Regions from separate parts of the Homo sapiens genome. Here region 2 is linked to region 1. A link is a loop called in an ENCODE intact Hi-C map of the cell type or tissue named here. Cell type or tissue: chondrocyte. All regions are shown on one strand. Each heading gives the region's core, and the rest is flanking DNA. Links, peaks and the distances in the headings are about the cores only.

Region 1 (12,548 bases), core at 1,822-9,821:
AAAAAATCTACAGATGATGGGATGCTGGGAAAGATTACATTCAGTCGTTTATATTTTATCTGTGAAGAAGGAGACATGGTAATCAGGAAAAAGGGATGGAATTGGAGAGAGAAAAGCTTGAGCAAAGTGTGAAAATTTTAAAATAACTACCACAAGGAATGATTAGCACTTGAGCAGTGCTAAAACCCCAACCAAGGTCAGCAAAGGTAATTATGGTGAAGCTTCACTGAATAGTGATGATATGCTAAGTTCTATTTTGGAATCTTGAATGTATTTATTGCTCCTAAAAGTCTCTGTATTAAGAACTTTTGTTATCCCCATTTTCCAGGGAAGAAAGCAGGCTCATAGGTCTAGTAAGTGGGAAAGCTAATATTTGAATCCACAAAGTTTAATTGCAGAGTTCATACTATCAGCAATCATGCTAGTCTGAGACTAAATCATTAAACTTCTTCACTTTGAAATGGAGAAGTTTAATGATTTAAAACTTGGGCTCTTATCCAAAACCCAAATGGCTTTTTTTTTTTTTTTGTGGTCAATGTTGAGACCACATTAAAACATTGTTTAGATGTTCTCACTCTCTGCTGATGATAGCATTGGAGTGAAAGGGAGAGATGTGAAAGATACAGCAGGACAAGACAAGCAGAGAAGGGTGGGCTGGTTTCTCTGTAAGAGCCTCCCAGCTTGGAGGGTTGGCCATAATGTAGCTGATCCTCAGCTTTTCAGATCAGCTACTAAACTCTCATGTCACCAATAGATTGGATGCCAACTCATTTATTTACAGTGAAGGGGGATGCACCTTTACAGTGGTAACCAGAATATTTATATTCCATCTCCAGAGCATATTCTTCCACCAATCAAAGTACCTGCGATCCAAATTAGTCATCAGAAAGCCATTTGTTGGACAGAGAGTCAGACTAGAGGAAGTAAATGGAGGTGCCAATATTTAACTAGGAGATGCTGGTATGATCAGGCAGGTGTTTTCAGCTAGCATCCATTCTGATATCTATATCCATGCTACAGTGGTTGATAATTTTTTTGTATTTAGGTTATCTAAATGATAAAATGCAAGAAACGATGAATTACAGCCACTCCATAGGAATATTCCATTTAGAAGCAAGCAGCAAAAAATAAAATAATGACTAGCACTATAAAGTAAAACATCTCATTAAGAAAGAGATCGTCAAATGTTTAGTGTAATTTGGAAGAAGATGTCTAAGAAATTTCCAAGTAATAGAAATTTTTTTAAGTTTATATATTTGGCTAAGAAAAAAGCTTCAGTTTTCTTGGAAATTTAATTATGTACCAAAGTGAATCCCCACATGATATAAATGAGAATATCTACTAAGAAACAACTAACTATAAGACCCCTGGTGTATTAGTCCATTTCTGCACTACTATAAAAAAACTACCTGAGACTGGGTAATTTATAAAAAGAAGGTTTAGTTGACTCACAGTCCCATATGGCTGGGGAGGCCTCAGGAAACTTACAGTGATGATGGAATGGGAGGCAAGGCACACCTTACATGGCAGCAGGAGAGAGAGAGTGTACACGAAGGGGGAAGCACCATCAACGCTTGTGAGAATTCACTCACTATCATGAGAACAGCAAGGGAGAAATCCAACCCCATTTTTCAATCATCTCTCCCACCAGGCCCCTCCTTTGACATGTGGGGATTATAATTCAAGATGAGATTTGGGTGGGCACACCGAGCCAAACCGTATCACCTGGTGATGGCTCCCCTGGCTTAGAATTTTAGATTACTAAATGAACAGGGCAATAACACAGGTACTTATCTAAACATAAGCAAAGACCAGCTACTTGTAAAGCAAATATTTTAACACACTTAAAAGAGTCAAATGGCCACATAAAAAGGCCAGAATAATTAATTATTTTGGTTATTTTAACTTTACCCAAAATAGAAATATGTATATTGTGTGTATAAAGCTAAGAACTAAGCTCACGCATAAAGCCACGCATTTTTAAAGATGTGCAAAATATCACTTTCCAAGGATATTCATACCTAACAGAAACACTGTTCCATTATGTAAAAAACAGGAACATGTTGCTAATCCAGCATTATTTACATTGATGGGCTAAAATGCTAACTTGAAATAATTACTGGATTGGTTCTGTTCAATTACCAAAGCTTGACATTCACCTAAAAACTCCCCATTCTGAGTTGTTGCTACAAAAAGAAACTATTAACCACCTACAAAGTAAGTCAGCACCTTATTTCATCTGCCTACAACACCTCCATTACACACAATACTCCCTGAGAATAGTATTAAAAGATGAATAGTGATAAAAGACAAAACCTTTTTTAAGAGCTAGTAAAATCAGCCTCACCAACACACAGATTACAGGCATTTTTTTGTTTTGTTTTTTGAGATGGGGTATTTTTCTGTGGCCCAAGCTAGATTGCAGTGGCACAACCATAGCTCACTGCAGGCTCCTATGTTCAAGCGATCCTCCCACCTCAGCTTCCCGAAGTGCTAGGATTACAGGCATGATCCACTGTGCCCAGCCTAACAGGCAATTTTTTACTACTATAATTCAAAAAGTATTTTAAACACTATAAATGTGTAATTTTTAGCACATAAAATAATTGCCTCTAAGCATACTTTTATTTATAGAATTTCTACAAGTGTAATTTTAAAAAAACCCTTAAAAATTCTCCCCAAAATAAATAGCACTTTTTCACAATATGACATTTTAAAATGTTAAACTTTGGACTATATGACAATTGGACAAAAAATGTAATCTAAGCCAATTTGATGTTCCTCAACTAAAATGAGTAAGATGTTATCAAACTTATGAAATTTATTCAGCAATTTTAAAGACGTTTAATTTAAATACAGGCTGATTAGTAACCTGGTGTCTGGCGCCATCTACTGCACAGCAGCAGTAACTTCTCCCTGTATGTTTCTTCAGCTAGACTGCAAATTACTTAATTTATGTAAGAAATATGTACCTGTGTGAAAACGACTGGAAATTAATTTGAAGATAGAAAAATAATTGCTGTGTTTAGAGTGTTGCTTTGTCTTTTTTTTAATGGCCTTATATTTTTTAAGAAAATATATTGACGAAAATTATTTACAGAACAAAAAATACAACTTGAGAAGCTTGGACAAAATGAGAAAGTGAAGAGCACCAAGGTTGGGAATGAATTTCTTACGATCCCTTACAAGGTGATGGGCATGGTAGATTACCACAAAGCTGAGGATGGTGACCTAAGTCATGTGACAGTTCAAAATTAAAGACCTGCTTTTTCTATTACTATTTATAATTAAAACTTGTTATCTAGCATAACATAAATCAAGACTTATAAATTAGCCCTATGAGAAATGGGTTGCTCACATGATCACCTAACGCTAATGGAGGAAAAGATATGAAGACATTCTCTGAATTGTCAAACAAAAATAAATGTATGATTCATATAGTTCAGTTTGATAGAAGTTTCCAAGATAACTGTGCTGGGGAGTATAAGGTTCCAGGGCTTTGTTTGTACCATATAGACTGCAACCTTGTGGGCTGCTAAACACTGAAAAATGTTGATGTGCAGATACCTTTCCTGGTAGCCATTCTTATACATTCTCCTTTCCTACATATTGTATAAGACCAGTTATCTTAGGCTGTTCCAGCTGCTCTAACAGAGTACCATAGCCTGGGTGTCTTACCAAAAAACAGAAATTTATTTCTCACAGTTCTAGAGGTTGGAAAGTCCATGATTAAGGCAGATTCGATGTCAGTTAAGATCCTGCTTCCTGGTCATAGCATCTTCTCACTGTGTCCTCACATGGCAGAAGGGCAAGGGAGCTCTCTAGAGTCCCTTTTATAAGGCCACCAATCCCATTTATGAGGGCTCCGCCACCATGACGTAATCATTACCCAATGGCCCCACCTCCAAATACTGTCACTCTGGTTTTGGTTTCAACCTATGAATTTGGAGGGAATATAAACATTCAGGCTATAGTACCAAGGAACCTTGAGTGTCAAGAAGGTAACTTAGATATGTTTGTAGGTAACTTTTCCTCCATAGTTCTTTTGGAAATTACAATTACGTATCCCTGTGTTGACTTGTTTGTTTCACACCTATCTCCAAGAGGACCAACATTAAGCTATTTCCATTTTGTTCTCTACTCTATCCATAGTACCCAGCACAATGCCTGATACATTCCCACATATACAGCATGGATACAGTAGGCACTCAATGAAAATTTTGACTAATTAATTAAAATACAGACCTGGGGCAAAAGTGGGGGTGGGAGGCAACTTGGAAAAGTAAAGAGAGGATGATAAAGGAAAAGAAGAAACAAAAACTCCAACATTCTATTTATTGACCCTCATGATAGGACCAGAAATTGCTCCAGGGATTATTTAATGGAACTGAGCAATATTTGCTTGGCCTATGAGCATCTCTATGTTTTAAATTCCTACCAATACCTGATAAGACACATGTGCACACACAACGCTCTTCTCAAGAGGACTCAGTACCAATGGCTGAAGGCTAAAATGCTATCACACCCGGTGTCAATCAGGGTTCCAGCAAAGAAGCAGAACTCATAAGAGTGGGATTCATTATAGTGATTTGACCCCACAGAACTGTGGGAGTTGACTAAGCAGTTTACGGGGCTTTTGTTTCTGTATCCAGGCCCTGGAGGGAATGGGTCTGTCATTAAAGAAGAAAAGATGGGCGTGAGTAGGAAAAAGCAAGGAGAAACCATGGCCTACAAGGACAAGGTGGAACATACGTGGCCAGGCCGAATCCCACCTCAGTCTCTCAGTGCCCCCAACTTCAGCGAGGAACGTGACCTGCTGGTACTCGTCCTCACAAAGGTAAACACACTCCCTGGGCACAGAAGCTGGAGCAGCTGTGAGGCCAGCTGCTGCCCATGTCCCCAGGGCGGCCAACAGAGGTGCAATCACACACGTGAGCAGAACAGGTCCCGGGCCCTGCACCCACCTTCTGAGCATAAAAGCAACATGCTGCTGCTTCTCTTCCGCCTTCCAAATCTCGTACATCAGTGTCTCTTCTGGACCACACTAACTATGCAGGAAACTCTGCAGGGAAGGGAATTCAGGGAACTATCATTCCAGCTTAGCTTCATTGACTCAATACAAATCTACTACATCAAATTTGATGATTCGGTTTTGTTTTACCTGCGGGCGAATCTACTCATTACTGCAAGGGAGTACCAGGAGTCTCACACAGGCAAGTGTAGCACACTCAAGACCTTTCCTTGGCCAGACGCGGTGGCTCATGCCTGTAATCCCAGCCCTTTGGGAGGGTGAGGCGGGCAGATCACAAGGTCGGGAGTTTGAGACAAGTCTGGCCAACATGATGAAACCCCATCTCTACTAAAAATACAAAAATTAGCCAGGCGTGGTGGCGGGCACCTGTAATCCCAGCTACTCGGGAGGCTGAGGCAGGAGAATTGCTCGAACCTGGGAGACGGAGGTTGCAGTGAGCCGAGACCATGCCATTGAACTCCAGCCTGGGTGACAGGGCGAGACTCTGTCTCAAAAAAAAAACAAAAACAAAAAACCTTGCCTCAAATGGAGACTGCTTGCTTAGACATGAGTCATCCTCTCTTAACCTAGAATCAAACTTTACAAAGTCAAACATAGGCAGATGCCGCAATCATATTTACAGGTAAAGCTAATGACTTCCACGTGAGGAGAAGCTTACTTATAGTAATTTCAGTGTAAAATTGCAAGAACTAAGATGTGATCATTTTTAAATCATCTTAATAGCTAACATGCCCATGATGACTTACGTGGTCACAATCACGCTAAATGCATTACATTGGCCAGGTGCAGTGACTCACACTTGTAATCTCAACACTTTGGGAGGCTGAGGTGGGCAGATCATTTGAGCCCAGGAATTTGAGACCAGCCTGGACAACATGGCAAAAGCCCATCTCTACAAAAAATACAAAAATTAGCCAAGCATGGTGGCAGTTGCCTGTAGTCCCAGCTACTCAGGAGACTAAGATGAGAGGATCGCCTGAGTCTGGGAATTTGAGGCTGCAGTGAGCTGTGATCATGCCACTGCACCCCAGCCTAGGCAAAAGAGCAAGACCCTGTCTCAAAATAATAATAATAATAAATGCCCTACATGGATTATCTCATTCAGTACTCACAACAATCTTATAATACAGTACCATTATTACCCCTTTTAAAGAAGCAGACCGAAGTTCATAGAGGCCAAATAATGAACACAAGTGGTGGAGCTGAGACTCCAACCTGGCATTTGAATCCAGAGCCTTTCTCACTCCCTTACCACATGTAACAATGACTAAAGAGGTGACTCAAACTGGATTTCAAGTCATTAAGAGGTTCTTCCAATTTAAAAAAAAAAAAAAGGCAAAAATAGTTAATTAAAAATAAACACTTGTAAATAATGCACCACAGATGGTTTCCAAATCAATGCTAAGACATAAAAATGTTTGATTTTCCCAGAATTTATTAATGGGAGCATATAGGGATCATGTGTTTTGAGTAGCACAACTTGAGAGTCCTTGCCAGTTACTACACTGTGCTGCCACTGCCAGCTGAATCAAAGAGTGGCGTAATTCAATCACACTCCTTTTAGTTCTGTATAAAAATAAGTAAACTTATCCAAAGGAAGAGACGTAGAAAGAGAGTCACAGAAATTCTCACGGAAGAATTGTCAGCAGGCTATTTTCAATCCATCCTTTATGACCTGCCTGCTTTTGGGGCGGGGGGGGGGGGGTTGTTTTGTTTTGTTGTTGTTGTTTTGTATTTCTCCTCCTGTAATTAAACACGACACAGGTATTGGAGAACATCAAAAGACACTTCCCCAGGGGAGGTGGTGGTGGTTATTAAAAACAAAGCCAATTCTTCCATATGTCACATGGTATATCTGGCCAATTTCTTTGAGTGTAAGGCAGCCTAATATAGCACCATACACACAGTGGATGTCAAAAGGTTCTTGCTTAGTAAATTAACACACTGACCATATGCACTAATTTGTGCCCCAGCCTACCAAGTAAATGTTATTCAAACCATAGAATAGAGATCTACTTCGGTCTTTGGCTGAATTCCAATCTGTACATACATAAGAGGAAATATCACAAGGTCAGGGAACAACAACTACCACGGGAAAAAACAATTACAAGGGAGATGTAAGATGAACAATTTCCAAAGCTTATACAGTGCCAGGAATTATTTGATTCCCTCCAGCTGGAATGGCGGTTTGCATGGGGTCTTCTTGAATACACAGGCATTCAGTAGAAACCTCAGAAAGATGTTACCTTAAAAGCGGGACTGGGCCGAACATGGTGGTGCATGCCCATAGGCGCAGCTACTTGGGAGGCTCAAGGTGAGAGGATTGCATGACCCCAGGAGCTTGAGGCCAGGCTCTGGGCAACACAGTGAGAGGGAGGGAGGGCAGCCTAGGCAGGTAAGAAAAGCCAAGCAGGTCAAGGTCAGGCAGGTTAAGTAGGCCAGGCAGGCCAGGAAGAACAGGCAGGTTAAGTAGGCCAGGCAGGTTAGGCAGACCAGGCAGGTTAAGCAGGCAGGCCAGGCAGGCCAGGCAGACAAGGAAGGCAGAAAAGAAAAGAAAGAAAGAGAGTCTAAAATAGCCCTAGAATAACTAATACTCAAAGTCAAGCACAAATTTAAAATGTATTAGACGTACAAATAAACCAGAAATATGACCCACAACCAAAATAAAAATCAGAAATAGAAACACAGAAATGACAGAGATAATGGAAGAAGCAAACAAGGATATTGTAACAACCACCCTAAATAGACTCCATATGTTCAAGAAGGTAAGTGAAACCATACATGTTTTCCTTTCTGCCTTCCTTGCCTACCTGGCCTGCATGGCCTCTTGCTGGCATGGCCTGCCTGGTCTTCCTGGCCTGCCTGGCCTGCCTAGAGGCTTGCTTACCTGCCTTACCTGCCTCGCTTTTCTCACCTGCCTAGGCTTCCCTTCTTCACTCTCATTATGTTATCTAGGCTGGCTGGATTTGTCTGTTTTCACACTGCTATGAAGATACTACCCAAGACTGGGTAATTTATAAAGGAAAGAGGCCTAATTGACTCAAGTTCCACATGGATGGGGGGGTCCTCAGGAAACTTACAATCATGGCAGAGGGGAAGCAGGCACATCTTACATGGCGGCAGGTGAGAGAAGAATGAAGGAGGATCTACCAAACACTTAAAACAATCAGATCTTGTGGGAACTCACTCAGTAACGTGAGAATAGCATAGGGGAAACGGCCCTCATGATTCAATTGCCTCCCTCGCTAGACATATGGAGATTATAATTTAAGATGAGATTTGGGTGAGGGCACAGAGCCAAACCATATCGCTGGCCTCTACCCAAAGGAAAAGAAGTCACTACATTAAAAAGACACCTGTACACATATGTTTATTGCAGTACCAGTCTACAAGTCACAACTGCAAAGATATGGAGCCAATCTAAGTGCACGTCATCTGATGAGTGGGTAAAGAAAATGTGGCATATATAAACCATGGAATACTACTCAGCTGAAAAAAAAAAGTCTTTTGCAGTAACTTGGTTGGAAATGGAGGTAATTAGTCTAAGTGAAGTAACTCAGGAATGGAAAACCAAATACCATATGTTCTCACTTAGAAGTGGGAGCTAAGCTATGAGGATGCAAACGCATACAGAATAGTATAATGGGCTTTGGAGACTCACAATGGGGAATGGTGGGAGGCGGGAAAGGGATAAAAAACTACATACTGGGTACAATGTACACTACTTGAGGGATGGGCACACTAAAATTTCAGACTTCACCACTATACAATTCATCCATGTAACCAAAAACCACTTGTACCCCTAAAGTTATTGAAATTTAAAGAAAAAAGAAAATGGTACACTACACTTAAAGAGCATATCTTTAGATGATGTGTAGACTTTCATGAGAAAATTATAAATGTGCTTACACATGTTTGGGTCTGTTTTGAAGTGTGTCCAACTATTTTGTAACTTTTTAACAAAAGCTTAAAAACGATTCTGAGAGTTGAAGCTACTCCTTATAAAGATGAGGAATTATTTTTATAAATTTTATTTTTTCTATCACCACAGAATCAAAATACCTTTGCACATTATAGTAGGAAAGAGGGATTGTAATTTCAAAAGTATTCAAAAGTCATAAGACAACATTATTGAGATTTAACTTAAAACAGGAATATTTCTATCTCTTTATTGCCTATTTTTCTTTAGGGAACAAGAAAACATTAGCAAAATCTGAGTGCAGTGAGAGTTTCAACCTGCATGTTATTTAATGCAGGAGGGAATCTTAATGAACTTTGATAAATTGATTAAGTCAACATATATTGAGCATGCTTTTAGTTGGACATACTAAAATATACAGGAATTTCCTTCTTTTTCTGGAAAAAAGTCATTGATCTTTAAAAAACAAAGGAAAAAGAAAATTATTATTTTAAGGGTAATGGCTTTTCAACACCTTTCACTGTTCTCAGCGAACTAAAATTAACACTTCATGTTTCTTTCATGGCACTTTCACATGCCACTTTGACCTCCCTGTTCAGATTGTTGTGTCCTGAATTTCTGCTTTCAAAGCCTGTTCTATTAAGCCTCTCTTCATCTAAGAGTCCCTTTCTAAGCCTCATCTCTGAAGTAGCAGGAGGGACTGGACTCGAGAGGCAGGGCTCAGACACTGGACCAGATTGAGGACTAGCTAAAACAGGGCAGGGCAAATACAGCTTTCAATCAGACCCTCCCACCAGTGTGCCATATTTGTTTGCTGTTACCACAGCAACACCTGGCAGTTACCCCCCTTTCCATGGCACCCAGTGATCCAAAAGTTACTACCCCTTCCCTGCATAAAACGACCCTTAATCTGCATGCAATTAAAAGTGAGAATAAATATGACTGCAAAACTGCCCTGAGCTGCTACTCTGCCTGTGGGGTGACCCTGCTCTGCAGGAACAGTCACGGAGCTGTCACACTGCCTGTTCAATAAAGCTGTTTTCTTCTAGCTCTGGCTTGCCCTTGAATTCTTTCCTGGACAAAGCCAAGAACCCTCACTGTCTAAGCTCCAGTTTGGGGCTCACTTGCCCTGTATCACCTCCACTCAATCACATACCCAAATCTAAGCCACAAGCCCCTGAACTCTGCATTTCTTGTACGGGGATTCAGTACGTATTATGCCCGTGGAGACTCGCTTTCCAGGTTTCTCCCTATAAACCAAAAATAAAATTCTAAGCCCCCCACCCAACTGAATGGACCCCCTCTTGGCCAAGGGGACCCCCTCTTGGCCAAGGGGACCCCCTCTTGGCCAAGGAGACCCCAGAGAAATCTTAAAAATGAAGTTCCCCACCATGACGGGGCAGGAGGTCAGACACCCTCATTATATCCCCTCCCTTTTGCAGTTTAGACACAAGGATTGACCAGCATTGATATGAAAATAGAGATCATAAGACTGACAGCATGGACTCTTTCTAGCAATAAGATTCCAAATTATAAGCAGAGCCTAAGGCAGTGCCCTACACTTAAAAAATAAACTATCTTCTAACTGCCACAAGGTTTTTCTTTTTCCTTAAACAAACAGCTAAACAAGCACTGGCCTTGAGATAAGCATTATTGAAACAATCGCAGCTCATCCACCACCAGATGCTGACTAACTGAACCCTTGTTCCACCAGCCGTAACTACACCTGGGAGTGGTCAAGAGACTGATCACAGTAAATATCTCCAGATCAGAAGACCCAACAACCATGGACTAGCTCTGGTCAGTTTACAGATGCTGTGAATTTGAATGCCTTTGTGTCCTAAAGAGATCTTTTGACATATGGGGCCTACTTGTAATACATGTAAATGTTAACTCTCCACCCCAAAGTAAACACGGATCATATGTAACATGCAAATTTGTTCAATATGCAAGCATCAGGATCACCTTCATGAATATTCATAGCTCCTGCAATAACCTGTTGAATATGTATGTTTAGCCAATCTGTTCATCATAAAGGTCCTACCCAACCCCTCCTTCAAAGTGCCTGTCTCTGGTCTTTGCCTGAGACTATGCTTCCCAGCTTGTCAGAATGGCCACATTGCTAGCTGTAACCCTTTACAAGAAATAAAGTCTCCCTTTGTAGATTTATAGATCTTAGGATTTTTCTTTTCTTTTTTTTTTTTTTATTTGAGATGAAGTCTCGCTCTTGTTGCACAGGCTGGAATGCAATGGCACCATCTCAGCTCACTGCAACCTCTGGTTCAAGTGATTCTCCTGCCTCAGCGTCCTGAGTAGCTGGGATTACAGGCACCTGCCACCATGCCTGGCTAATTTTTGTATTTTTAGTAGAGACGGGGTTTCACCATATTGGCCAGGCTGGTCTCGAACTCCTGACCTCAGGCGATCTGCCCGCATCGGCCTCCCAAAGTGCTGGGATTACAGGCATAAGCCACCACACCAGCCTGATTTTTTTTAGTTAAGTGCCTAAACAGAGCTCCATTCAGTGGGGATTTCCCAAAAAGTAAAGTGATATTGGATGACTGGTACCAGACTTTTATGTTCCAGCAGATGCATAGCGGTAAGGTACTTTTTAAAAAATCTATTTAGCTCAAAATATGTTCCAGGAATAAGCCAGAGATTTACCTGTACTAACGCCACCCTTTAAAAATTGCAAACACGCATTAGAAGAGATAATTCCATTAACCATTCACCTTTTTTAAAAAAGAGAACTATATAACAAATATTTATTAATAATTTTTTGTGACTCAGAAATGTATGGATTTTATATTTCTATATAATTTTTATTATGACCATAAAATAACTATGTAGTCAATAATGATTTAATTGTACATTTTAAAATACCTAAAAGTGTACAATTACACTGTTTGTAATACAAAGGATAAATGCCATTCACATTTTAGGTTGACATCTAGTTTAGCTCAGAATTTAGTTTTGCTTGAAAAGAGAAAACACGATCAACTGGAATTGTTAGGCAGCACTGGAAGAACTTACAGTTGGTCTCTAGGTGGCTAATGAGACTAGCATACAGGGGATACTAAATATATTATTTTTAAAATGAATGAATAAATTATTCAGAGATGAAAATAGAAGAGGAACTAAAAGATAAATGGCCTGATTTTCATGTTCTGAAACCCCAAAGTGGCTGATGCCACCTCAAGTCATCTCCCACATTGCCTTGGCCAGGTAGCCTCAGATTCAGATTTGGCAAACATACATTAGGTCCTTACAATGTGCCAGAGGGATTTCCAAAGGGATGTTAAAATCAACACACGGCTGAAAGGATGCAAAGATCAACCTCATAACAAAAATTCACCTCCTTGTCTGGGCTAGTCCAGTATTATTAGTTCCATCTATTATCCTAGGGCCTTTTCCCCCTCAACTTTCACATATCTCCTGAGGGAAAAACAAATAAAGGAGAGAACTATCTTCTCATTCACCCACCCTTTCTTTCATGTCTTTACTGGTAATAAATTCTTCTGAACATCTAGAGCCAAGCTGTACACATCCTCTATTCCTCAAGAATGTTGACGTCTCCTGTCTTGGATCTTCACCAGT
Region 2 (12,548 bases), core at 1,804-9,803, 430 kb before region 1:
CTGTAAATGGTACCGCTATGAACATTCATATACACGTTTTTGATTAACAATATGTTTATAATTTTCTTGGATGTAAAGTTAGGAGTGGAATTTCTGGGTCATATGATAATTAAATGTTTCCCTTTTAGAGGAATGGCCAAACTGTTTTTCACAGAAGCTGCACCATTTTACATTCTCACCAACAATGATTTATCCACACATTTGACAACATTTATTTTCTGTTTTTTAATTGTTATGATAGTCATTCAAGTGGAAGTGCTATTTCATTGTGGTTTGGACTTTCATTTCCCTGATGACTAACGATATTGACCATCTTTTCATATGTTTATTGGCCATATGTACAACCTTTTTGGTGGAATATCTGTTCCATTTTTTGCCAATGTTCTAATTGGGTTGTTTGACTTTTTGTTGTGCATTGTAATACTTCTTTATATATTCTAGATACTAGACCACTGGCTCTGAAAATCCTCCAGCTTTTATAGTTTCCTTGTCATGTAGCCTGCTAAAGAGTACATGATTCCACTGGAGTGGCATTACTTCAATTACAGCTTCTTCATCAGTTATAGTTTGAGAGCATTGTACAGTTGATCATCATGCTTAGATTTGGCAATAAATCCCAATGGTTGTTTTAATGCATTGTATCAGTTTAGTAGAAAAGAATTGGGCCAAGAAGAATTTTGCATGTATTCTTCAGTCGTATTAAATCATTTGACACCATGTTTAAGGCAGACATTGTGTATGAGATGAAACTAACTATTCTAGCATTCTGATAGTTTGGGGAGTAAACCATTTAAAATAAAATTCTGTTTATTGAGTATGTACTGCATACAAGATACTGTACTGGATACATTAGGAAATACAAAGATGAAGCCCCAATATTTACAATCTATAGTTAGATTAAGACTTGATCTTAATGGATTAAAAAACATATATGAAGTAAAATGCCATAAAAGAGATACGAACGCTGCTATTAGAGTAAAAAATATATCTATTCTAGCTAGGTTGGGAAATTGCAGAAGTGATAAGAGGTAGATACTTCTATAGAATAAAAAAGTACTGAAAAAAATAAATTACAGGAAGAGGGTAAAATAAACAGGAGCACAGAACCTATGAAGTTAAAATACATTTGAGAAACAGCTAATGCCCTAAGTCAGGTTGCGTGGAATATGAATTATACTTTGAGAAATGACAGTTGATTCAGTAAGAAAGCTGAATATTATTCTCTCCTAAAGTGACCCACTCTTTCCTACACTGTGTCAGTTTTAATCTGACACTTTCATAAGGTCCAGACCAAACACCCCCAATTTCCTAAAACCATCCTTAATCTTTCCAACTTAAAATAAATAGCTGTTCCTCTAAAATCCAACAGCACTTTATTTGATCTTCCCTCACAGCATTTTCCAATCATGAGGGTGGAATGTGTTATGTTGACATTTTCTTATGGACAGGAAAGCCAAGAATGCATTGCACATAGGAGATGCTTAAAAAATGTAGTAAATTTATAAATCAAATTCATGGAAATAGAACAGAAATAAATATTTTTGCAAGGCCATAGATTCCCAACTAAGAAATTTTAACATTATCCAGGAAGTAAATGAGGTGTCTTTGAAGGTATTTTAAAGAGTAGTTACATTTTAATAGTCATATTATTCTTTACAAATGGGATTATATCAAGCTAAAAAGCTTCTGCACAGTAAAGGAAACATCAACAGAGTGAAGAGACAACCTAGAGAATGGGAGAAAATATGCAAACTACCTATCTGACAAAGGATTTAGAACCAGAATATATGACAAACTCAAATCAATAGCAAAAGAAAACTCCAAATGATCTCATTTGAATATGACAAAATAACCTGAATAGACATTTCTAGAAATAGGAAATACAAATAGCCAATAGGCGAAAAAGTGCTCAACATCACTAACTGTCGGAAAAAAATGCAAATAAAAACCACAAGATACTATCTCACTCCAGTTAAAATGGCTATCATAAAAGAAATTTAAATACTGGTAAGCATGTGTGGAAAAGGAAACTCCCATACACTGTTAGTCAGAATAAAAATTAGTATAGTTATTATAGAGGGTTCTCAAGAAACTAAAACTAGAAATACAGTATCATCCAATAATCCCACTGCTGGGTATAAATCTCAAAGAAAGAAAATCAGTATGTGGAAGAGACACCTGCACTCCCATGTTCACAATAGCCAAGATATGAAATCAGCTTAAATGTCCACCAATGGATGAGTAGATGAAGAAAATGTAGTATATATACACAATGGAATATTATTCAGCCATAAAAATAATAAAATCCTATTACTTGCAGCAATATAGATGAACCAGGAGGACATTATGTTAAGTGAAAGAAGCCAGACACAGAATGTCAAATATTGCATGTTCTCATTTATATGTGGGATCTTAAAACATTGATCTTATGACGGTAGATGGTAGAATGGTTATTGCCAGAGGCTAGAAAGGATAAAGAAGATGGGAGATGAATAAAGGTTGGTTAATGGGTACAAAATTATTGTTGGATAAAAGAAACACATTCTAGTGTTCAATAGCACAGTGGGATGATTATAGTTAGCAATAATGTATTGTATATTTCAAAATAACTAGAAGAGAAGATTTGGAATGTTCAAAATACACACATAAAAGTGATAAATGTGTGAAATGATGGATATTCCAATTACCCTGATTTGATCAATCCAAACTTTTTGCATACATCAATATAGCTGTGTCCCAGAGATTCTGGTATATTGTACCTTTGTTTTATTAATTTTAAAGAATTTCTGGATTTGTGCCTTAATTTTATTGTTTACCCCAAAGTTATTCATGAGCAGTTTGTTTAATTTCCATGTAGTTGTGTAGTTTTGAGAGATCTTCTTAGTACTGATTTCTATTTTTTATTTCACATTTATCCAAGAGTATGGTTGGTATGATTTATGGCAGAACATGTCGTCAAAACAATCATATTATGTATTTACTTAATTTCAAAGTAAATATTTTATTAGTTAATTTACTCACATGGTTAAGAACACGACATTAACAATAACATATTGTTAGTGTAATATATTAATATATTGTATATTGCTTGAAAATCAAAGCCCAGTAAAACACAACTGAAACTGCCTGAAGTTAAAAAAAAAAGCATTTTTAACACAAAAAAGCTAATAATTTAAATAAAAGAGAATTTTTGACAAGGTATTTGGGAAATAATGGCCAATTTTCAGGAAAATTATTGCTTCAAATGAAATTAGAAAAATTAAGCTATGATAAATTTTGCCAGATAATTCAAAATTTTTCTCAAGGGAAAAATTATGGGGTACAAGTAAATCTAAAGAAAAAGAAATTATAAAATAGTTCACTGAAGTGTAATACCTACTGTAATGATTCGAATCAAAATACATCCAACAATTTTCAGACCAAAAATTTTAAAGGGAAAGCTCATTTTTCTATTGCACTAGTAGACTAATCTAAAGACTATTCTAGGTGCTATTTTTTATTATTCCATGTATTCTAAACATTTGGCAATATCTTATTTACCAGGAATTTCAATTCCTCATTCCTTTTTTTTTTCTTTGAGATGGAGTCTCGCTCTGTTGCCCAGGCTGGAGTGCAGTGGCTCAGTCTCGGCTCACTGCAAGCTCTGCCTCCCGGGTTCACGCCATTCACCTGCCTCGGCCTCCCCAGTAGCTGGGAGTACAGGTGCCCGCCACTGCGCCCTGCTATTTTTTTTTTTTTTTTTTGAGACAGAGTCTCGCTCTGTCACCCAGGCTGGAGTGCAGTGGCACAATCTTGGCTCACTGAAAGCTCCGACTCCCGGTTTCACACCATTCTCTTGCCTCAGCCTCCCAAGTAGCTGGGACTACAGGCACCCGCCACCACGCCCAGCTAATTTTTTTATATTTTTAGTAGAGACGGGGTTTCACCATGTTAGCCAGGATGGTCTCGATCTCCTGACCTCATGATCCGCCCGTCTCAGCCTCCCAAAGTGCTGGGATTACAGGTATGAGCCACCATGCCCGGCCTCAATTCCTCATTTCTAAAGCACAGATAACTCCACCTTAAACTCGTGGGTTCATGTGTTTTCTGATTATTTCATTTAAGACCAGTCCCTCTTTATAACTACGATGGCAAAATTTGCTTCTCAGAAGGAAGGTAAAAGTGTTATGTCTGTGAGTCATGTACTACACAACACCGGCCCAGGATAAGGGTTCTGGTTCTTTACCTCTGCTGCAATTCTCTTTTACCTGGTATTAAATAATTAAATATGACTCTATAATAAAGTTAATTTCAAATCTCAAACAGACTCTTGAAACTATTCTCACAATGTGTAGCATCATTTATTCAGTGTAATTAAACAAACCCACTTTGCACTAAGTGATTCTAAGCATCTTGCTGTGGGAAATACAAAAATACACAAATGATGTTTTTTCTATCCTTAACTACAGTTTTGAACTCGAAGGAAAAACACCCTCTGCAGAAATCCCCATAATGAAATGAGGACTGTGGTAAGTACTACAATAAAGGTACTTATAAATTTGTAATGAATTTTTCTCAGGTCAAATCAACCTGAAGAGTGTATCAGTATCACAGTATCAGTAATAAACTATTCTCTTCTGACGGTATTCTAACAATCTAGTACCTGAACCACCAATTACCCACAAACAGCCCTAATGTCATATTTCTTGTTCATTTTTCTGTCTTATTAAGTAGACTCTAGTCTGCCTCAGCGTGGGAGTCATGTACATCTAGTTATTATATTCCTATACCAAATACTATACTTTGTTCACAAATGTTTGTTGAATAAATGACTTCATGCATAAAACAAGGGTCCTACTTCTAAGTCGCCTGTGTATGTATGCTCCCCACATATGTGGCACCCATCTTTTTCACCCTGTCCACTCTAGCTGTGCAGTGATGTCTCCTATTTAATTGCTGGTGCTGTTGACCTGGAACAGCAGCCTTGTTGTTGTTAATACCTTCAACTTACAGGCCACAGCTTGATGTTTTACATTTTCTCCTACTTTATTTTTACTTCCTATGTATTCTTACGCTATTATGCCTGATCAGTGTTCCAGGAATTACTCCAATTAAAAAATGGGTTCCTTCACTACTATCTAGAGTCTATCTGTTGTCTACATCAGGGGTCCCCAACCCCCAGTACTGGTCTGTGGCCTGTTAGCAACTGGGCTGCAGAGCAGGAGGTGAGCAGCAGGTGGAGCACATGAAGCTTCATCTGTATTTACAGCTGCTCCCCATGGCTCACATTACCACCTAAGCTTTGCCTCCCATCAGATCAGCAGTGGCATTAGATTCTCATAAATGTGAACCCTATTGTGAACTGCACATGTGAGGGGTCTAGGCTGTACACTCCTTATGAGAATCCAATGCCTGATGATCTGTCACTGTCTCCCATCACCCCTAGATGGAACTGTGTAGCTGCAGGTAATGAAGTTCAGAGCGCCCACTGATTCTATATTATGCTGAGTTGTGTAATTATTATATGTTACAATGTAATAATAGAAATAAAGAGCACAATAAATGTAATGTGCTTCAATCATCCCCAAACCATGCCCCTGCCCTCGTCCATGGAAAAACTGTCTTCCAAGAAACTGATCCCTGGCACCAAAAATGTTGGAGGCTGTTGTTCCATGTTATCGACAGCAAGGCAAAGATTTTGAAGTGTCATTGACTTTAATGAACCCATCAATGCAACCCCTTCCCTGTGGAACTCAGACATGGGTCTAAATGGGTTGGGAGAAAGCAAAACCTTCAGTGACACATTTGGTATTATAGTCAGAATCCCCATTTCCCTCCAACATAAATTTATTTTCTTAGGATCAAGTTTGTATACCTTGATTATCTCTGCACTTTAAGTAAATCACTTTCTAAGAGACTCCACGGCCTTATTATAATAAATCCCCTGTAGAATAAATCCACCTGGACTTCCAGATATAACTAAATTTTGAGGTAAAATGTTGAGGGACATATAACAAAGTAATAACATTGAAATTTTTAATTCAATTATATTCTGAGTTGCTACAGATTAACTCAGAGAAGAGATTGTCGTAAATAAATAACTGGTTTGTTATTTTAGTTATTTAACATGATAATGGAAAGAACAAATCTTGAAGTCCAAAGACAGGAATTATTTGTTGAAGATTCAAGTAACCTTGGTTTGAAATCTGGCTAAGTCACTTCTGATTTCTATATATGTTAAATACAAGTTTGGAGAAAGTACAACCTCTGAGCTTTAGTTTTCTCATTCATAAAGATTGAATATTCACAAGTTTCTTTTGAAGATTAAATGAAGTGATCAAGTGAAATTGAAAGCAACTTGCAAATTGAATAACACAGTACAAATATTAGTTGTTGATTTCCTCTTTAACTTCACACACTCTCCTATTTTCCTCTCTTCCTATCTTCAAAGCCCTTGATGCCAGAGAGAAATTCAGCATGCTACATAAAACTTTAAAACACAAATTTTTACATAATAAAAATCACACAATCTAAGTTTTCAATACAACTCATGATGAACCATAGTCTTAATTCCCTCTTAATATCAAATTTTTGAAAATCATCCCACAATTATGATTTTTTAATCCATATTTCAGTGAGGCTCTAAATTCTTCAATCTGTCATGACAGGAAAAATGAACAATTAGAATATTGTAATATGCTCTAGAATAATATTTTTTAAATTTATTCAACCATTTCCCATGTTCCAAAATATATTTTACATTTAGTCCAGTATGTATATACATATGCACACAGAAACAACCACACACAAATATACACACACATACACACACACACACACACACACACACACACACACACAAAGTTCTCAGGAAGCAGTACTTAATCTTACTAGAGGTGATGCATTACAATATGTTCTCATCTATTATATTCTATTCAATTATTTTAAATTTGGTGCTATCTGTTAAATTGATTTGACAGCCTACTGCTGGTTGTGACTCAAAGTTTGAAAAATAATGCTCTAGTTCAATTGTTAGGGTTTCTTTCTGTTAAGGATCTTGTTGAAAATAACAGAAACCCACTGTACTTTCTAAAGTAACAGAGTCTACTGTTACCTAGAGCTGCCATAACAAAATACCACAGACTGGGTGACTTGAACTACATACATTTATCTTCTCACAGTTGTACAGGCTGGCAGTCTGAGATCGAGGTGCTGTAAGAGTAGGTTTCTGGTGACATCTCCCTCCCTGGCTTATCTACAGCCACCTTCTCTCTGTCTTTGCACACCCTTTCTTCTGTGCACATGCAGAATGAAAGAGGGAAATCGCTGATGTCTCTTCCTTTCCTTATAAGGACACCAGTCCTATTGGATTAACTTTCTGACCTCATTTAACCTTATTATCTAATTATAAGTGCCATCTCCAAGTACTGTCACATTGGGGATTAGGACTTAAACCTATGAACTTGGGGGAATTGGAGATACAATCAGTCCGTAATATCTGCTCTTGCTAATTCAAGTAGAAAATAAGTTTATGAGTAGAACACCAGACATCTCACAGAATCAACAAAGAACAGAAATTAAGATAGTCTTCTGGGTAGCAGAAAGGAAAGCCAAGATCTTAACCATGGTAATTGTCTGGTTGAGGTACAACTGCCTGTGCTGCCACCTCTGGTCATTCCCTGATGACGCCACCAGAAGTGAACGTCCTTTCATATCTAGAATTCCTGTTGCAGAGCTCTTAACTCCACAGAGGCAGCTTCGAGTAATTTGTCTCTTCAATGTGTATGTCCTTCTCCAGATGCAAAGTCTGGGTGAAAAGCATGTAACTCTCTAATAAGAGATCATGTGTACAGCAAGGAAATTTGAAGGCGAGCTGCCAAAAACATAACAAATATACAGTACAATGTTATTTTTAATCTCTGATCATGTAGTATCATTTATAACTCACAGGTTTCAATGAAATCTTATGGGACAGTAATTTATATCTGTATCGTCTTCTACCAATAGTAGTACAATGAGAACAAGATGAGAAAAGGGACAAGGATGGAGACTTTCTGAATCATCACTTAATTCCTGATATCCAGTGGGATAGGATCTTCTTGAATGCAAAGGCAATAGAAGGGACACCCATTAGTCAAATGGAGATCGGGGTCCTGTGGCAGATCCCCTGCCTCTCGAAACTTCTTGAACCTTCTCTGCCCTATCCCTCACCCCCACCCAGAGCTGACTTATATGTGGCATATAAATGTTTCCTTTGGCATCTGGTTAAATTTGGTGAAAGGGGAGCTTGGCGGAAGATCAGTGGGAGGGAAAAGAATGAAGTCCACATATTTATTCCTCATCTCCCTTCCTGCAAGGCTGCCTTGAGCTGGCTCATTCCCTCCACTGAAGGTCACTGAATCTCTCAAGGCAGCTGACTCTTCAGAAATCTTTCCCTCCACGTTCTAGTAATTGCCCCTCACCTTCTCCCTTCAATATTCCAGGAGGTTACAGTTCTGCTCCTACACTATCCACACCTATGTCTTGGTAAATAGCCTGTATTAGTCACAGTTCTATGGAGGGACAAAACTAATAGGATAGATGTATATATGAAATGGAGTTTATTAAGGATAATTGACTCACACAATCACAGGGTAAAGTCTCACGATAGATCATCTGCAAGGTGAGGAGCAAGGAAGCCAGTGGTGGATCAGTCCGAGTCCCAAAACCTCAAAAATAGGGAAGCTGATGGTGCAGCCTTTAGTCTGTGGCCAAAGGCCTGAGAGCCCCTGGCAAACCACTGGTGTAAGTCTCTCCAAGAGTCCAAAAGCTGAAGAAAGTGGAGTCTGATGTTTGAGGGCAGGAAACATCCAGCATGGGAGAAAGAGAAAGACTGAGAAAGACCCAGCAAGTCTGCTCTTCCATTTTCTCCTGCCTGGTTTATCCTAGCCACACTGGCAGCTGATTAGATGGTGCTCACCCAGATTGAGGGTGGGTCTGCCTCTTCCAGTCCACTGACTCAAATGTTAATCTCCTTTGGCAGCATCCTCACAGACACGTCCAGGAACAATACTTTGCATCCTTCGATCCAATCAAGTTGACACTCAATATTAACCATCACATAGCCTGAATATCTTTTTGGTCTATCCTGTTTCAAGTATGCCACCCACTTCTTCTTGGGATTTTGGCAAATACAAGCCACATTCTGACTTTGTCAAAATTATATACCCTCGGTTAAGTAAAAAATTGTTTGACCTCAGTTGTTTATAAAATATGTAAAATAAGAGTAATTGTGCTACTTAAGAATATGATTACAGTAAATCTGAAAATGCTAAAAGCATTATTAAAATTATCATTAGAAATATTAAATTTCAAATTTTAACTGTAAGAATCAAATGTGGTAAAATGTAATAAAGCATAAAAATCAATCACTTGAGGAATAAAACTGATACAATAAGATTTTCTCACTCTATTTAAAGAAAAAAGACTCAGTTAACCGCTATTTTTAATAATCCTTTTAATTCCAATAGAAACAATGACATCTTAGACATGTTCTAATGTTATCACCACACTATATCAAATTTAGCAGCTTAATTTGGTTAAGCACAATTAATTTTCTGGCAAAATGAATTCCTTAATAAAGGAAACATGTTGTCTCTCTCAGTGCACCAAAGAGAAAGATAACATCTCTGAAACAATAAGCAATATTTAGGGGGTTTTTTTTCCCCCAGTGCTGAACCTGAGAAAACAAAATGAAAAGATTTATACTTGAAAGTGGAATTTTAGTTTTGTTGACTCTGATTCCTCCTCAGAAATACCCCAAGAGACGGTAATACCTGGTAGCCATGGCAATGCATTGTGGAGAGAGGAACCCCAAATCCTCAAAAAGGGCCTGACTGCGGGATGCTAGATGGCTGAAGCATCAGCTTAAATTGAGGAAAACTCCTAGAGGCTCCAGAAAAATACGTGAGTAGCATTCTACTTTCCATGAGCAAATATAGAAAGAGCCCATGACACATATGTTGTTACTCTTAATGTTATCCGCACATCTGTAATCCTGATACGTCTTAGGGAAACTTGTTCTCCCTAAAAATGTGAGACTATTCTAAATGCATCAAGGCACTTCCTACTTTCTACTAGTCTCTCTCTCTCTCCACACACTGCATACACTACCTGCAGGTGTATCATTTAGGGTAACACTAGTATCTGCTTCACTAATCCACATCCCAAACTTTTAATAGCTGAAATTTGATAGAAGTCTATTTTTACTCATCTTCAACAGCCACATGTGTGAGTGTGTTTGCAGGCAGTAAGCATGGGGGGAGTGTTCATTCAGGGATAAACCTTCTTCACCATCAACCCATTCTTTCTAAAGTCACCATGGTTGTCTCCATCTGCTCAATGGAAAGGGAACAAGCATGATGATCTATAATGAGAGGCTTTTAAGGGCTACAACAAGAACATATTTTTTACAAACATCCTATTATAGTTCAGTCATATGTTTATACCTAAGTACGAATTAATTCTAGCTAGCCATGTTGTCAGAAACTGTTTTTAGTTAACACTTGGCAGATGATGCCATAACAAATTTATTGTTTTGTTTTTACTACTTATCATAATTTTGGCAAACTTTCTGTTTTTTCTTCTACTTTTATTTTAGGTTCCATGGGTACATGGGTAGGTTTGTTACATGGATAAGTTGCCTGTCACTGAGGTTTGGCATATGAATGATCTCATCACCCAGGTAGTGAGCATAGTACCTGATAGGTAGCCTTCCAACCCGTGACCCTACTCCACTCTCCCTGCTCAGGTCATCCCTAGTGTCTATTGCTCCCATGTTTGTGTCTATGCACTCAATGTTCAGCTCCCACTTGTAAGAAAGAACATGCTAGTAGTTGGTTTTCTTTTCCTGCATTAGTTCGCTTAGGGTAATGGCCTCCAGCTACATCCCTTTTGCTACAAAGGACATGATTTCATTCCTTTTTATGGCTACACAGCATTCCATAGTGTATAGATACCACATTTTCTTTATCCAGTCCACTGTTGTTGGGCACCTAGGTTGATTCCATGTCTTTGATATTGTGAATAGTGCTGCAATGAACATATGAGTACATGTGTCTTTTTGGCAAAACAATTTATATTCCTTTGGGTATAAACTTGGTAGTGGGATTGCTGGGTTGAATGGTAGTTCTGTTTTATGTTTTTTTGAGAAATCTATACATTGCCTTCCACAGTGACTGGAATAATTTACATTCCCAACAGTGTATAAATGGTTCCTTTTCTCTGAAGCCTTGCCAGCATCTGTTGTGTTTTGACTTTTTAATAATAGCCATTCTGACTGGTGTGATATAGTATCTCATTGTGGTTGTGATTTGCATTTATCTAGTGATTAGTGATAATAAGCATTTTTTCATATACTTGTTGGGTGCATGTATGTGTTCTTTTCAGAAGTGTCTATTCATGTCCTTTGCCCATTTTTTAATGAGGTTGCTTGATTTTTGTTTTTTAAATTGCTTAAGTTCCTTATAGATTCTGGATATTATGCCTTTGTCAGATGCATAGATTGTGAACATTTTCTCCCATTCTGTAGGCTGTCTGTTTACTCTCTTGATAGTTTCTTTTGCCATGCAGAAGCTCTTTAGTTTAATTAGGTCCCACTTGTCAATTTTTGGTTTTGTTACAATTGCTTTTGGAGATTTTATCATAAATTCTTTGCCAAAGCTGATGTCCAGAATGGTATTAGGTTGGTGCAAAAGTAATTGTGGTTTTTGCAATATTTTTAATGGCAAAAACCACAATTTCATTTGCACCAACGTAATATTTCCTAGGTTTCTTCTAGATTTTTGTTTTAGGTCTTACATTTAAGTATTTATATTGAGTAAATTTTTGTATATGGTGAAAGGAAGGAGTTCAGTTTAAATCTTCTGCATATGACTAGCCAGCTATTCTGGAACCATTTATTGAATAGGGAGTCCTCTCCCCATTGTTTATGATTGTCAACTTTGTCAAAAATGAGATGGCTGTAGGTGTTTGGCTTTATGTCTGGGTTCTCTATCCTACTGCATTGATCTACGTGTCTGTTCTTGTATCAATACCAGGTTGTTGTGGTTACTGTAGCCTTTTAGTATGAAGTCAGGTAGTGTGATGTTTCTGGGTTTGTTCTTTTTGCTTAGGATTGCTTTGGCCACTCTGGCTGCTTTGGTTTCATGTGAAAGGGAATTATGGAATAGTTTTTTTTCTGATTCTTTGAAAAATGACATTGCTAGTTTGATAGAAATAGCACTGAATTTGTAAGTTGCTTTGCTAAATGGAAATTTGGTCATTTTAGCAACATTGACTCTTCCTATCTCTGAACGTGGAATGTTTTTCCATTTGTTTGTGTTGTCTCTGCTTTCTTTCAGCTGTGTTTTGTAATTCTAATTGTAGAGATCTTTCACCTCCTTGGTAAGCCGTATTTCTAAGTATTTTACTCATTTTGTGGCTACTGTGAATGGGATTGTGTTCTTGCTTAGGCTCTCACCTTGAATGTTGTTGGTGTACAGAAATGCTGCTGATTTTTCTACATTTATTTTGTATTCTGAAACTTTGCT

Evidence for each region. Hi-C counts contacts between places; a loop is a spot of excess contacts. Peaks named below come from ENCODE experiments on the same cell type or tissue, not always from the same donor. Only the 100,000 strongest peaks of a DNase experiment are listed, where the experiment ranks them.
Region 2: a loop joins it to region 1, with 19 times the contacts of the local background. A loop is called at or near these places in 16 of 110 quality-filtered maps.

What each region holds. Positions count from the first base shown.
Region 1 is chr18:59,978,644-59,991,191 of GRCh38, reverse strand. No RefSeq gene overlaps it. Among named protein-coding and RNA genes, the nearest start is that of PMAIP1, 85 kb to the right of the region's middle. In chondrocyte, for the core only: a CTCF peak has its summit at 2,887 (motif pointing left); a DNase peak (open chromatin) is centred at 4,857.
Region 2 is chr18:60,407,023-60,419,570 of GRCh38, reverse strand. No RefSeq gene overlaps it. Among named protein-coding and RNA genes, the nearest start is that of MC4R, 41 kb to the right of the region's middle. In chondrocyte, for the core only: CTCF peaks have their summits at 5,006, 5,211 (motif pointing right) and 7,623; no DNase peak of the experiment used is centred there.